5 separate regions of the Homo sapiens genome follow, and all the other regions are linked to region 3. A link is a contact called in ENCODE Hi-C or POLR2A ChIA-PET data. All regions are on one chromosome and are shown on one strand. Each heading gives the region's core, a stretch centred on a gene start or an enhancer-like site at or near the end of the contact. The rest is flanking DNA. Distances are from core to core; before and after follow the strand shown.

Evidence for each region. Hi-C counts contacts between places; a loop is a spot of excess contacts on that map. ChIA-PET counts read pairs that join two places held with the same protein, here RNA polymerase II (POLR2A). Pooled maps may share reads with other maps.
Region 1: a pooled map shows a loop between it and region 3 (2.8-fold over the local background). The contact joins two enhancer-like sites. A Hi-C loop is called at or near these places in 1 of 37 single-sample maps with no recorded cell type and 9 of 50 pooled maps. POLR2A ChIA-PET finds 5 or more read pairs at or near these places in 2 of 52 experiments (GM12878 and activated T-cell).
Region 2: a map with no recorded cell type shows a loop between it and region 3 (6-fold over the local background). The contact joins two enhancer-like sites. A Hi-C loop is called at or near these places in 3 of 37 single-sample maps with no recorded cell type and 4 of 50 pooled maps.
Region 4: a loop to region 3 is called in a map of endothelial cell of umbilical vein, with 5 times the contacts of the local background. The contact joins two enhancer-like sites. A Hi-C loop is called at or near these places in 1 of 168 maps with a recorded cell type or tissue (endothelial cell of umbilical vein) and 6 of 50 pooled maps. POLR2A ChIA-PET finds 5 or more read pairs at or near these places in 1 of 52 experiments (HCT116).
Region 5: a pooled map shows a loop between it and region 3 (8-fold over the local background). The contact joins two enhancer-like sites. A Hi-C loop is called at or near these places in 6 of 37 single-sample maps with no recorded cell type and 5 of 50 pooled maps. POLR2A ChIA-PET finds 5 or more read pairs at or near these places in 3 of 52 experiments (OCI-LY7, PC-3 and activated T-cell).

What each region holds. Positions count from the first base shown.
Region 1 is chr3:115,164,521-115,167,286 of GRCh38, forward strand. No RefSeq gene overlaps it. Among named protein-coding and RNA genes, the nearest start is that of ZBTB20, 19 kb to the left of the region's middle. Within about 2 kb of position 1,376, at least 3 of the 41 ENCODE cell types and tissues checked have a DNase peak (open chromatin) inside an H3K27ac peak, as active enhancers do.
Region 2 is chr3:116,037,438-116,040,137 of GRCh38, forward strand. The region is part of intron 2 of LSAMP (limbic system associated membrane protein); the gene reads right to left. All of the region lies in intron 2 of LOC124906269 (a long non-coding RNA gene), which reads left to right. Among named protein-coding and RNA genes, the nearest start is that of SNORD155, 130 kb to the left of the region's middle. Within about 2 kb of position 1,279, at least 2 of the 41 ENCODE cell types and tissues checked have a DNase peak (open chromatin) inside an H3K27ac peak, as active enhancers do.
Region 3 is chr3:115,657,582-115,660,281 of GRCh38, forward strand. All of the region lies in intron 1 of GAP43 (growth associated protein 43), which reads left to right. Among named protein-coding and RNA genes, the nearest start is that of GAP43, 35 kb to the left of the region's middle. RefSeq lists enhancers at 210-1,082, 1,083-1,954 and silencers at 876-1,105, 1,286-1,355. Within about 2 kb of position 1,315, at least 35 of the 41 ENCODE cell types and tissues checked have a DNase peak (open chromatin) inside an H3K27ac peak, as active enhancers do.
Region 4 is chr3:115,216,618-115,219,317 of GRCh38, forward strand. No RefSeq gene overlaps it. Among named protein-coding and RNA genes, the nearest start is that of ZBTB20, 71 kb to the left of the region's middle. RefSeq lists an enhancer at 866-2,700. Within about 2 kb of position 1,419, at least 3 of the 41 ENCODE cell types and tissues checked have a DNase peak (open chromatin) inside an H3K27ac peak, as active enhancers do.
Region 5 is chr3:115,185,814-115,188,547 of GRCh38, forward strand. No RefSeq gene overlaps it. Among named protein-coding and RNA genes, the nearest start is that of ZBTB20, 40 kb to the left of the region's middle. RefSeq lists an enhancer at 1,149-1,338. Within about 2 kb of position 1,303, at least 2 of the 41 ENCODE cell types and tissues checked have a DNase peak (open chromatin) inside an H3K27ac peak, as active enhancers do.

The DNA.
Region 1 (2,766 bases), core at 126-2,625, 490 kb before region 3:
TAAGCTGACTTTTGGCCACTTCCTGCCTCACAGTAATTAGACAGGAAGCTTCCTAGCAAAGAGACAGAGTTAAGAAATACAGTTTCTTACCACTCCAGGAAAGGTACATATTAATTCCCTTTGCTTCTGCATCCACTGGTAGAAGCCATATTTGCCAACAGCTTTGCACTTCCATAGTATGGTTATTCTAAGCACCTAGGTGGAAACCAAGTTCTCTTACTGGACAGAACTCTTGTATTGGGCTACCTCATAAGTTGATAGCCACAGTAGAAGGTTGCTGTTGGATCAGATGCTGATTCCTGACTCAGTCAATGGTATGAAGGAGTGTGATTCTGTGGTTCACAGCAAGGAGAAGCTGTGGCAGTGTGGTAATTTGCATTAATGGAGTTATTTACTCATTCTGTATCTGTGCCATTTGCCATGGGACTTTGCATTCCTCCTGCTGAAGAGGCAGAATATATTTTCTCATTATTTGATTAAATTTTGTGCTTGGTCACGTGACTTATTTTGGCCAAAAGAATGACACATGCCAGAGTCTCAGTGAAGAGGACTTGTGTGTTTCTTCTTATCTTTGTGCATTTCTGCCATTGCCAAAGGAAAAACAGGCCTGTACCAGCTTTCTGGGCCAGAAAAGAATGAGAGACGTATAGGGTATACATAAGTGTTTCAGCTGGATCACCCCTATGGGCCCACCCTAGATCAGCTAACCTCTAGTGAACCAACTGATGTATGGGCTCAATAAATACCACTGAGATTTAGGGGTCCTTTGTCACATAGCAAGAGTTAACTGACATAGGCAGATTTGCTCAAAATGAGTCTGTAGATTTGTTAGCTTTAACCAGAATGGGGATGTGGCCATAACAAGCCCTCAAGCTGCCAGACTTCACTCCAGCAAACAGGTGACTTCCTTAAAGCCCAAGACAGACTGTAAACAACCCACAAGACTCATCAAACCAAAACCTCTGATGAAGATGGTATCTTCTTACGTAAGTACACATACAAAAATTTCAATCCCTGTTGCTCTAGACTCTGAGTTTAGCTGATAAATCCAATGAAATAGAAAACCAGGGGTTAAAACCACAAGGAAAGGAGCCCAAGCATCTATTAGAAGGGCAAGTCTATTTACTGGTAGCCGAGACCTTCTAATGTGTTTCCATGATATCAGGCAGCACTCATGGAAAGCTGTGGAAAATGTAGGACAACATGTCTATTTGACAGAATCAGGAAATACACACAGAGTATAAGGTATGACCTAGGTCAAAACCCAGAATCCAAGATCAGGACTCCTTTTGGGGAAGAATCTTGGCCTTATGAGGTTGGTTGGAAATGTCAGTGTAGCTGTTATAGTTTCCTGGAGTAGGTTTAGACTACACAGAGACTTTCATTCTTTCACAGGAAATGAACGGTCACCACGAAGATGCTTAGGGCATTTGTAAGGATGACAGCCACTTTTGTGATTTGCCTATCACAAGCTGTTCAATTTTGGCTTAATTTTATGTAAATAGCACTTTCTCTCGGCACTCTATGGATCACATGTTTGCAAGGAAAAGAGAGGAGTACACATAAAGCTCCTTGAGATATAGAATGAGATTTTCCCAGACATAAAGTATAGCTCAGACCTACAAAAGTGTATAATACCTAGTGGTATAAAGAACACTGTACAACATTTTTTCTCTGTCCTCCATGTGTTTACCCTGTGGTTGAAGAGTTAAATTCTCATATAAAAACAATTATATAAGTATGGGAAAAATATTGACCTACTGAGGAACTTTATAGCAAAGTCTTATTCTATTAAGAATTTTAAGATAATATTTAGCGTAATGGAAATAAGGTTCTTACAACAGAGTTTATTTTTTTCCTCCTTGTACATTGGTAAACAAATATACCAGACAGAGTAAGCAATGTTATAGTCTGGGACAAATTATATTATTGATTCTTTAAAAGACTTTTAATTTATGAGAAGGTTATGGCAGTCTAATCAAATAAATGGAAATTCATGTAGGTATGAGTCAAATAATCAAACATTATTATTCTTACTCTATTATACTTTTATGACCATAAATGCAATTTTATTTCAAAATATTAAACTTGTGATAGTATAGGAAGGACTTCATCCTTAAGATGTTGGAGCTGAAAATTTTAGGCCTTAAGAACTAATCCTGATATTTATGAAATGGATAAGTTTTCTTGGTTTTTATACTGATAATATATGTGGTATAATGTACAACTACAGAAGTGCCCCTACTTGAGACATATAAATAACAACAAATACTACTATAATAACCACCTTGAAATGAGTTTTTAATTGCTTTGATGACTATAGTAGCAATTCCCAAAATATGCTAGCTCTGTTTACTTTCAATTTTATTCGGCATATGGGCGTAGGAAAGCATTAGCATTTTCCAATTCCAAGGATGAATGTGTTTAATGTTAAAATAACTCAGAACAGTTTTATGTTTTTCATCATGAAGTTCAAGTAAGAAATATAAATACAGAAACTTGGGTCTGCTGCTATTCTGCCTATAAATTTGGTCAATCTGGTGAGGACGTGACCATAGAGAGCTTATGGATCAACTATTTGGGCTTCCTTTTACTACCAACTAAAACACATGATGCAAAATTATTTCCATCAATAGGACAACTATTTGAAAACATTCATACTGTGTAGACATGTTTTTAACCTCAATTTTTTCCCATCAATTCTGAATATATTTTTCGTGGGGGCTGGAGGTTGTAGTGATTGGTGCCATACCTAATAGTGGGGTA
Region 2 (2,700 bases), core at 29-2,528, 380 kb after region 3:
ATTTTGAGCCCCATACTTTCTCTGACTCTCAGTAGGGCTCCTTCATGCTACAAAATCTCTCCATAGTTCAGTCTCTTTATCTCCAAAGAGATAAAAATAACATTCCAATTTTCTAGATTCCAGGACAGACACAAGGATTAACTAAATCATTTAGGGAAAGTATATTGGGTATATATGCTTAGAATATTTTCTTTTATGTAATCTTCTTCTCAGAAAGCACAAAAGGAAGATAAAATTGAGCCAGAATTGTATGGTAACATTACTGATTTTTATGTAGGGCTTGCAGAATATGTCCCATGACTATGTGGTTATACTTGGCCTAGCACACCTTTATAGTTTGTATGTGCATATATATAATCATATATATAATCATACTGATATATATATATCAGTAATGTCCTATATGACAAGATTGTACTCAACTTCAGTGGTATAAGCTTATTCTGTTTAGATGAGCATTTTAGAAGTGAACCAGGAGGACTAACCCTTGAGCTGAATTTCCATAGTCTCATGGTTAATGCTTCCTTATATGGATGAACATAAGAGGCCAGGGATCTAGAATAAAAGATATGAGTGTGATCAATGTCCTGAACAAAGGATGTCTGAAGATCCAAGAGGATGGGGACTATCTCTTTCAATATGTATTCATAGTGTATAATTTGGTGGTTAGACACTGGGTTTCAGAGCCTTGTTTCAGTCCCAGTTCCTCAATTTACTAGCTATTTAATCTTGGGGAAATTACTTAATCTTTCAGTTTTCTCACCTGAAGGATGGGAAAATTAACTTATAGGCCTTTACAAATTTTAAATAAAATAATGCGTGTGAAATACATGATGTCTGGAATATAGGAAGTATTCATAATAAATGTCACTAATCTCTGAAGACGCCAGTGCCACCTGATTGGAACATCAGAAATAGTGATTTGAAATATTTCTCTGGAACACAGAAAGGGAAAGCATGAATAAATGTATCAGTGAAGGCCAGAGACCTCTCTCTGGACATACACTTTTGGGAGGTAACAGGTGACCAGCAACTTTTATTTACTTGAATCTGTAACATCTCTGTAGAGAAAACTAAAGCATTAAATAGGATTTATTTCTTGAACCGTGGAATGCCTTGAATACTTTCTTTTTATTTCTAATTCCTTTGCTCTCAGATGAGAGCTCTCTCCCCTTCTCTGAGATGTATGCTATATATATACACCCGCCTCTCATTCTGAGATACACACTACAGTCACTTAGCACTTCCTCTTTTAATTGAAGGCTGTTCATTTGGCTGGCCTAAAGTAAGAGAGAGAAGTGCAAGTCAGAAAGACCACGAAGGGCAACAGAATAGAAATATTGCTCAAATGCTTGTCATTTTCTGCATGTTATAAGACAAAAGACTGAGATCTTCCCTTATATTGGGTAAGAGTTATAGTTGATTGAGAAACCACAATTGAATAATGTTTCTTTTGTGCAAATAAAAATACCAACCTTAAGGCAGCATTAGAATACTTTGCATAGCATTTACTTCAGGTTTTCATGAGAGAGGGAGGATAAAAACAACCTATATTTGATGCAGTTCCAAGGTCTTTCTTTTTTTCCCTGCCAGTGTTTGCAATAGCCTATATTTAAATGTATAGAGGTGTCTTCAGAGAACCACAGGCATAGAGAATTAGAAGTCTGTAACTGGAAGCATCTTTCAGGGTTGAGAAATGTAAGCTATTGTGAAAGCTCAACAATACATGTTGAAACAAATCTTTTGGAAATGATTGAATTGAATGTTTTCACATAAGCAAATCTACATTTGTCATTCTGAATTCTTTTTATGGAAAGATGGTGTTTCCCCCTCCTGTTTAGGTAATTAAAACTAGTCACTTGATGATCATTCATTATCAAACATTTCTGCACATGGCAAAAAATGCTTTGGGGATGAGACCCTGCTTATACAATTTCATCCATCAAAGGAAGTCTTTCTCCAGAAGCTATTATTCACTCTGTGAGAGTACATTTAAAAGCATTACTTCACACCTAAGTAACGTGTTAACAGCACAGAGTGTCTCTCCCTTGGTGGCTAGGCTCCAGTGCCTGTATTTTATGGAGGCACCATGCACCATCTTGAAAAGCTGGACAGCTTCCAGTAGCATTAGGGTTTGGAGGAAGAGCTGTTGCTCCTTAGAACTTTACTTCTCTTGGGAATATTATTGTTTCAATTTATTTTAATGCAATGAGTGGGAGAGAAGGTGGGAATAAAATGCCTACACAGAAGCCTCTATCTAACAGTCCTGCTGGGTGGGGCATTACAAAGAGAGGCCACAGGAAAACCTTTGAGAGTTTGGAGCCTGCTGCGTGAGAGAGATAAAAGTAGAAACAGCAAATTGGCTGCAATACGAATGGCAGGTGCATTTGTTCACTGGAGGCAAGTTTGGCAATTTAGTTTTCAATGACCAGCTTGTCTCTTTAAGGTTCACCTTTCAAAGTCCTCCTTTTTGCCCTCAACATACATCGCTAAAGCCCTGTCTCATCTTGAGTCCCCACGCTCCAGGTAACAGCAGCTCTTTACTCTGCCTCTCTTTGGGGGGGGAAAAAAACTGGTCCCCTTTTCTACTTACTGGGAGTGGAATTAAACAGAAGGCAATGGAAAGCTCGCTGAAGCACAGTGCACAGTAGAATGACATACCCAAAGAGAAAGCAAATTCCTGTTATGTGTGGATAGTTT
Region 3 (2,700 bases), core at 65-2,564:
GCTATCAGGTACAAGTATGGCCCTAGAACAAATTAGTCTTTTCTAGTTAATAATCTTATGTGATGAGATTTGGCCTTGCTCCTTTGGTGACTTGCCTCAAGGAGCCCCAGGCAAAACCAATGTAACATATATTAATAATATATGAAATAATATATTTTGTAGACACAATTGCCTTATGTTGTCCAGGCTAGCCTCGAACTCCTGAGCTCAAGCAATCCTCCCCACCTCTGCCTCCCAAAGTTCTGGGATTACAGACGTGAGCCGCCGTACCCAGCCAAAAATGTTTATTTTGATTAGATGACTGGTATTAATCTGATTAACCAAAGAGACAAGGTATTACTAAATTCCTCATCCCTGGTAACATTTCCATGTTAGCTGTTTTCTATTTGTTTTTTCTTTTCCACAATGGTGCGGCCTAGAAACAGTTAACCTTCTTCGGGGTATTACATACCTTAGACATATAAAAAAGCTATGAGCATTCAACACTGAAATAATCATATAAACCAAACATACTGCACACTACTTCAGGGATACTCTGAAGCCCATCCTTAGACCCCAGACTCAAACAAAACAAAATACGATGTAAAGAACTGACACAAATCATCAGAGTTTAGAGAACAACGTGACGGGCAGCAGAGGAGAGGAGAGGGTTGAAGCAAACTTTTTTGGTTTTTTTTTCCTAAGTAGGGCTGGTTCTGGCTTGTCTTCCTTCTCCCCACTTTGCTTCTTACTCTTGGGCTTACAAACTGCCTGGTTTCCCTTCTCCAAGTCAGGGCTTCGTTTCTCTGCCTTGGCCTTCCTACCCCACCTTCTGCGTTCTGACTCCATGAGGCCCTTTTCGCGTCTCATTTTCTGCCTTCTTTAGGCGTTCCCTCGGCGGCTCTGCAGTGTGATCTCATCTCTTTGTTTCTCCCCGGCTGCCGTCAGTCACCGGCTCTCTGCGCCCCCACCCGCGCGGGCTCGCGGCCGTGCTGCGGGCGTGGCCTCAGCCGCTGAGACCCTGGGGACCGCAGGGCGTGGCGCGGCCTCCGCCCGCTGCACGGAGAGCCCCCCAGAGGCAGCGACACGGCGCTTGGGGTCCGCGGGGCTCCTCCTCCAACTCCGCAGACCTCCGGGGAGGCCTCTTGCTCCCCGAACACCCGGGAGTTCGCTTTCATTTTTAACGAATCTCCACAATCTCTTGTTTGGGAGATAATTGCTTCTTTCAGGGGCTTGGAGAACAAAAGCGTCAGCCCAGGGCCCCAGGTCTCTCCGCGGGAGGAGGGCACCCAGGGGCGATGCGCCGGGCTCTCTCCTTCGCCCTTCTTGGCCCGCTCGCCTTCAGCTCCCACCCGCAGCAGCAACCGCAGCCTGCTTCCGGGGACTGAGCAGCCCTGGGTCAGCCAAGGTTAAGCAGCGGGTGGGGAAGAGGAGAGAAAGCTGGGTCAATTGGAAGTAACCTTCTTGTACCGCCCACTTTTTCCTTGCTTGGAGGCGGCAAAAAGCACTTTAGCATTCTTCGGGCTGTTTGCGCCTCTTTCTCTAACAGGGCCAGGGGAGTGGAAGAGCGGCCGGCAGGAAGGTTTCTTTGTCAGCAAAAGCGGACCTTTGGAAACTAAACAGCAATGCTCTGTCTTTAGAAGACAGCACAGGAAGGAACAAACAGCTGAGGAGTGAAGGCCAGAGACCCCATTTGGAAAACAATGGCCTTTCATGATTATTACTATTTTTAAAAAGTTTTCTAGGCTTTTTCATTTGAACTTTCCATTTCTCACTATGAAATGCAGGTTCTATAGACAATTGCACACAAGTTTCTTTTTCGGGGGGGAGGGTAAACGAAGCAGGTGGAAAGAAGTGAGATGATTGTAGACGTGGCCAAATTTAGACTTGGTGTGAGATTTCCTCTTCGCTTGGAAACACATGGCACCAGCATGCATTTGTTCATTCATTCAATAATGTGAATGAACATTAAACACTACGATGTGATGGGCTTTGTCACAGGCTGTAAGTGGCTTCAGGTCCACATGAAAGGAGAGCGAAAAATTAAAATAAAATATTAGAGAGAGAGAAAAGGGAAGAGGGGCAAGGTGTCAGGCAGCAAGCTTCTTAGGGTCAGAATGGGTCCCCATCCCTAAAAGCTGATGACTGAAGAGACCCACGAGGGTAGACGAGCTGTAGAGAGACAATACTGCATCTGCCAGTGATGAGTGTAGGAAGCTCATGAGGGTTAGAACCTTCCCTCTCTGTTTTCTGACCTCTTTTTCTTTTTAAATAGGTTGAAGCCAACTGTGGTAGAGGATAACAGTGATTCGCGTATCTTATTTATTTATTTTTAGCAGCCCCCTCCCCCGCAACTAGGACAGTGAGTTCCATTCAGATTTTCAACACAGCTAAAAACTTGGCTTTAAAACTTGTGAAGGGAGACATTTCTTTAGAATCTTTCACTTTTTTCATCGCAGAGGCTTTGGGGGAATGTTTAGCTTTTTGCTGAATCATGAAGGGTTTGTTACTGCATTCTGAGAGGGTAGGAATTAGATGCCTAAAGGATGGTGTCTGCTTTCCTGTTGAGGTGGTTTATTTAACAGTTCATAGAGGCATGCAGGTCAAGTCATCCTTAACTGTACAGAGTCAAGGGTATTGCCACATGGGAGGCTGGCCAGCGGAGAAGTTTGGTGCTCTCTCAGTTTGGAGATCCTCATGTTGTATACATATTCCAAAATT
Region 4 (2,700 bases), core at 169-2,668, 440 kb before region 3:
TGGCATGATCTTTGCTCACAGCAACCTTTGCCTCCTAGGCTCATGCCATCCTCCCACCTTAGCCTCCAGCGTAGCCAGGACCACAAGTGCACACCACCATGCCCGGCTAATTTTTGTATTTTTTGTAGAGACAGGGTTTTGTTATATTGCTCAGTCTGGTCTTGAATTCCTGGGCTCAAGCAATCTGCTCACCTTGGCCTCCCAAAATTCTGGTAATACGGGAGTGAGCCACCATGCCCGGCAGTGTAAACATGACTTTTATATGCACTGGGAAACAAAAAAATTCATGTGATTGCTTTATTGTGATATTCATCTTATTGCAATATTTTATTTATTATGGTGGTCTGGAATTAAACCCACAATATTTCTGAGGTATGCCTATGCATTAGTTTTGCTTGTTTTTGAGTGTTATGTCAATGGAATCATACAGTATGTTCTCTTTTGTGCCTAGTTTATTTCACTCAATGTTATGTCTTTACATAGTGTGACAAAGTTTTTTTCCTCTTGTTTAATTTTTATGTTTTAACTTCTATAACAGTTCAGTAATAGATGCATATAATTTATAAATAAGCCAGGGATGTGTGCATAAAAGTTTGCAGTTCTTGGGTTAAAGTATGGCACCATTTGTGTGAATGTCAACTTTAAATCCCAGATAGACTCATTAGCTTTTTAAAGAGAGAACTACTCACAACTACAGACTATGATGACCTCATCTAGGTATTTGTATTTAATAAACATTTATTTATGAGAACCCACTATGCACAAGTGTTTGTAGGCACTGTGAGAGTTACACAGGCAAAATAAAAAGATGTAGCTCGGTCTTTCAAGGAGTCTATCACTGGTGGGAGAAACAGTGCAGTAAACTCATATGATCACTCCAGACAGAATTGAGAATCTACAAAAGAGACACAACTAAAATGATATAGAAGCCTGGATGAAGGATGACCAATCTTCCAAGAAGCTAGAAAAGGCCCCTCGAGACTTGTACTAGATAAACTTTGAGCCCCTTTATACTTTCTAGCTTCCAATATTTAATCAGATTTCTCATTACAGACATAGGATCTTTATTCTCACTGTGCATTGCTTTATGTTTCAGGTTTATGGATACACGGTATATATTGTGCTCAGTCAAAAGGGGGCAGCATTCACCCTTCTTCTGAAAATCAGAGACCACTTTGGCCACATCTCTTTCTTTCTAGGAAAAGAATACTTTTACCAGATAGCGTTTCAGAACATAGATATAAATTTTAAGCCTCTTGTTTTAATTGTTTGTTTATAGAGATAGCAACTGATTTGCACCTTCATGTCACAGAGCCCAACATATTGCACAGGTATAAATGAAGTCAAGCTGTCTCTGTGCCCAGTTTCCCTTATTTCTGCCTTTGTCCCTTGATTGGGCGTGGCAGTCTTGCTCAGACTCAGATTGCTAAAGGGCGGTGGCTGAAATGAACAAAAGGAATCAGACCTTTACTCTTAGCCTGAGAAAAAGATTGCCAAGGGAAGCTTGGGGAGAAAGCGCAATGCTGAGTGGTTGCATCATTGTTTTGACTACCTAATGCTTTTTTTCTCTTCTGACTGTTTATCCTTTTTAAGCTTCTGTTTATAAGCATAACAATTATATGAAAGGTAAATAAGTTACATGCACTACAGGGATGTATGACTGTGCTCTGTCTTGGCGGCATTCATCTCTTTATTAGCCAAGTAACCTTTACAGTTTAAGTACTACACAGTTGCTGCAGTCCTTTTCTTGCTGACGCAGTAGTAGAGGCAGTGGTGGTGAAAACTGAGAGAGGTTTAATGCTGAAGGTCTCAGACTGTGTATCTCTATGTCTATGACCTCTAACCACCAGACCAGCAGATAACTGATTTCATTTTGTTAGTGAAACACTGATTTTAATTGCTGACTTATACAGCTTCCATGTTATACTTGATTGGTTTTGAGAAAATCAATGTTGATGGCCAAAATTCCAAATTAACTATTTCTTTCTAGATTTAATCATACTGTATACAGCCCTAAATTGCCCTCTAAGCGACTTAAAAAAAAATTGAAGAGTAGAGCTTTACCAAATGTCTCTGAATGATAAAGGAAGTTGACCCACCCTATAATTAGCTTTTGTAAATATCAAGTCAAAGGTCAGAGCAAAGGTCATCTGTTTTCTTTCTTTTGTGAAGAAAACAAGGGATTGTAGTCACTATGACTGATTTCAGAATAGTAGCTAAAGATGAAGTCATTGCTTTCTTTCAAAGCAGAAATTGTAAAATTAAATAATTTGGAATAATCACAGAAATAATTACATTAATATGAATAGCAAATAGCAGGTGATAATTTGTGTAGCATTTACAGATACTGTGACCCTTGGTTTTAGACCTTGTGCAGTGTTTTTCTCTGTCAGGTACATGATGCTGGGAGAGCAGCTCTCTAGGAGACCTCTGATGACATCATGTCACTGTCCTCTGAGGCCACAACACAGCTGCCATGCCACACACAGGCTCAAAACACACAGTGGGGCATAGCCAAAAAGTTCACAAAGTAAAGAAATGTCAACTTTCTACGTTTTAGCATTCATTTGCCTGCATTAACCAACATTGTGCAATATATAAAGTCTAAAGCCCATGTGAGAGATAAGACAGAATTATTTGCATTTCTGCTGAAATTAAGCATGATGAAGTAGAAACTTATTACTTTTAAAACCAAAAAAT
Region 5 (2,734 bases), core at 53-2,552, 470 kb before region 3:
CAATAGAATAATTTGCTGAGGCCTGGAAGCATCGCCTTCAGAGAATCCCTGATCCCCCCAGATTTGATCAAGATCTAAAGTTTATTCTGCTGTAAAACTCCTTTTTCTTGGTTCGAGGAAGGGGGAGTTTTACTTGCTTCCAGCAAAGGAGGCAAGTTTTCCTGCTTCCATGATGATGAAAGGGAGGTAACTCCTTTCTAGAGTTTGAGCTTGCTTCCAACAGGGAAGGTGAGTTTGAGTTTTTTCCTGCTTCCAGAGTGGAAGAGAGAAGTCTTCAGTCTGAGACCCAACCCTACATAAGTAGCTGAATTGGGGTTTTGTCTTGGCTAAAGTTAAGATTAACAACCAGCTGATCTTAATTTCTCCTTACCATTAGAGTGCTCAGTAATCATATTGTTGGTTTTGTTGTTGTTGTTTTTGTTTGTTCTGGTCCTTCTCCTTTCAGATTTGACCAACCCTACATGACTTGGTCAAATCTGAATGAGAATTTCAAAGTATGGGTAACAAGTCCTCTCTGAATTGGCTAAAATTCCTCACAGCTGTAAAAGAGGAAAAAACAAAAAACAAAAACCCAAAACTAGGCATTTGGTTTCTGTGTTTGCTTCCTGTCTGAAAAAAAAAAGGAAACAAAACAACAATTGTTCTTTTGTTTACTTTTCTTCCACCCCATACCGCCTTCCCCCTTTGTCATCTTCAGTACCAAGAAAAATCTAGAGAGAAGGCTTCTAATGACTCAAACTCCTTAGAGAACTCAGAACAAAGACACCACTCACCCCTTTTGGGATGTTCTGTTTTCTTTGTGGAGTTCCAAGAGTCATGGGCACATTCTTCTTAGGTCTAAAGCTCTGCTCTCCTGTATTGCATGACTTGACCTCTTTGGCTTTGGGGCTATTAGAGATTACCTTGTACTGTGAGAAGATTTGACCTTGGTGTGTATAATGGTAGGCAAGAACTCCAAAGTTAGGGGTGGCTGAAGGTGGTTTACAGGAAGTGGTTTTGGCTTTTTTTTTCCTTTCTTTCTCTCCTAGGAAGTTATTGTTTAAGGATTCTACTTTTAATTCGGAGATGCATTCTAAAGGGTCTTCTCTATTGCTTTTTCTCCCAGAATTAATGTCAGTTTGGCTTGTATGTGCACATTTGCGTGAGAAGCTGAACTGTTGTTTTCATAGGTAAATGAGAGATTTAGTTTTCTTAGCTTCGAAGAGAATGAACATTTTGCTCCACCCAGCTGAAAGGCACCCGTGGGTGACCAGGGGCCTCGTGGGAGTGTAGAGAGGGTTGACCACCTGTGATTTGCAGCAGCCCTATGGAGAATCCCCATCAAACTTGTTTAAAAAAGGGCTCATCCAGGAAGCACATATGGGAGCTGGTCACTGAGCTTTGAGCCCTCCTGGAGGTGGTAGACCTCCAGAGAATGAAACTGAGACATGAAAGAGGGTGGCAACAACTCAGTGGTAACACACTATGGAGTCCCACCCACAATCAGCACACACCACAAAAACCCTAGGCCATAGCTCAGTTCCTCCTTTTAAGAAAAAAAAGAAAAAGAAAAGTGGGAAATTAATAATCTAAAAACGAGGATAAAACAAGGAGAATGACCCCCTTTGGGGCACTCCATTGGTTTTATGGCACCTCTACTTGTTAGAGTTTGTCTAAAATAGAATTATTATGGTCTTTGTGCACATTTACATGAAAGAAAAGGGGCACTAAGATCGACCTTCAAACTACAGAGTTCTTAAGTTCTCTTTTTCTCTGTTTTTTTTTCTCCCTGCTTTAAAGCTGCTATTACTTTTTGACCAAGATAAAATCCACTGTTAGACTCCAACCATTCCTTTTCATTACTGTTTTCGCAGACCAATAAGTTTGTATTAATATCTCACGGCTAGAGTTCTGAAGTAAAAGCTATAGGATCTTTAGTGTATGAAAATGTATGTGTGTGTTTATGTGTACGTACATGTATTTTGTTGTGTTTTGGCCACAAGGTACCAAATTGGCTTAGTGAGTAGTCATCAATTAAATAATGAACCCCAATGGTTTTTAAGTTCATGTGACTTAAGTAAAATCTTTAATAATCTAGCTTTAAAATTATTGGTAAAGAACAGTAGAAATGGCTTAAGAATTTTCAGCATACATGTTTATTTTCATTTATTGATCAAGCAATTTCATACTTATCTCTGCCAAATACTATAAGGTGTCAAAATTTGGCATAAGGGATACAAAACTATAAACCCAGCCCAAAATACAATTATCTTTGCTTGCATAATTTTTGATAAATAAGAGGTTGATATTGATTCAATGAAAATAGCTAAATATTGAATTATTTAGTGAAATAGCCATAACTTCTAATCTATAGCTTTAGGCAGTCAAGTCCCCAGGCAGGAAGGGGGTTTGTTTTGTGAGGGACTGTTATCATCTCTTTCAAAACTAAACTATAAACTATGATACTCCCAAAGTTAATTCATCCAATGCCCGGAAATGAACAAGGGCAGCTTAGAGGTTAAAAGCAAAATGGAGTAGGTTGGGTCAGACCTTTTTCATTGTCCCAGTTATAATTTTGCAGTTATAGTTTCATAACTTAAAATGATGACTATTGCAGGTATCATAAATAATCTAGGTACACTATTAAAATAATTAGGTAAATGTAATGGGATAAATATTTGTAGACAAACTTGTCATAATTTAGAAACTAAAGTTAAATTAAATAATAGGTATTTCATCAATTGGGTATTTTCAA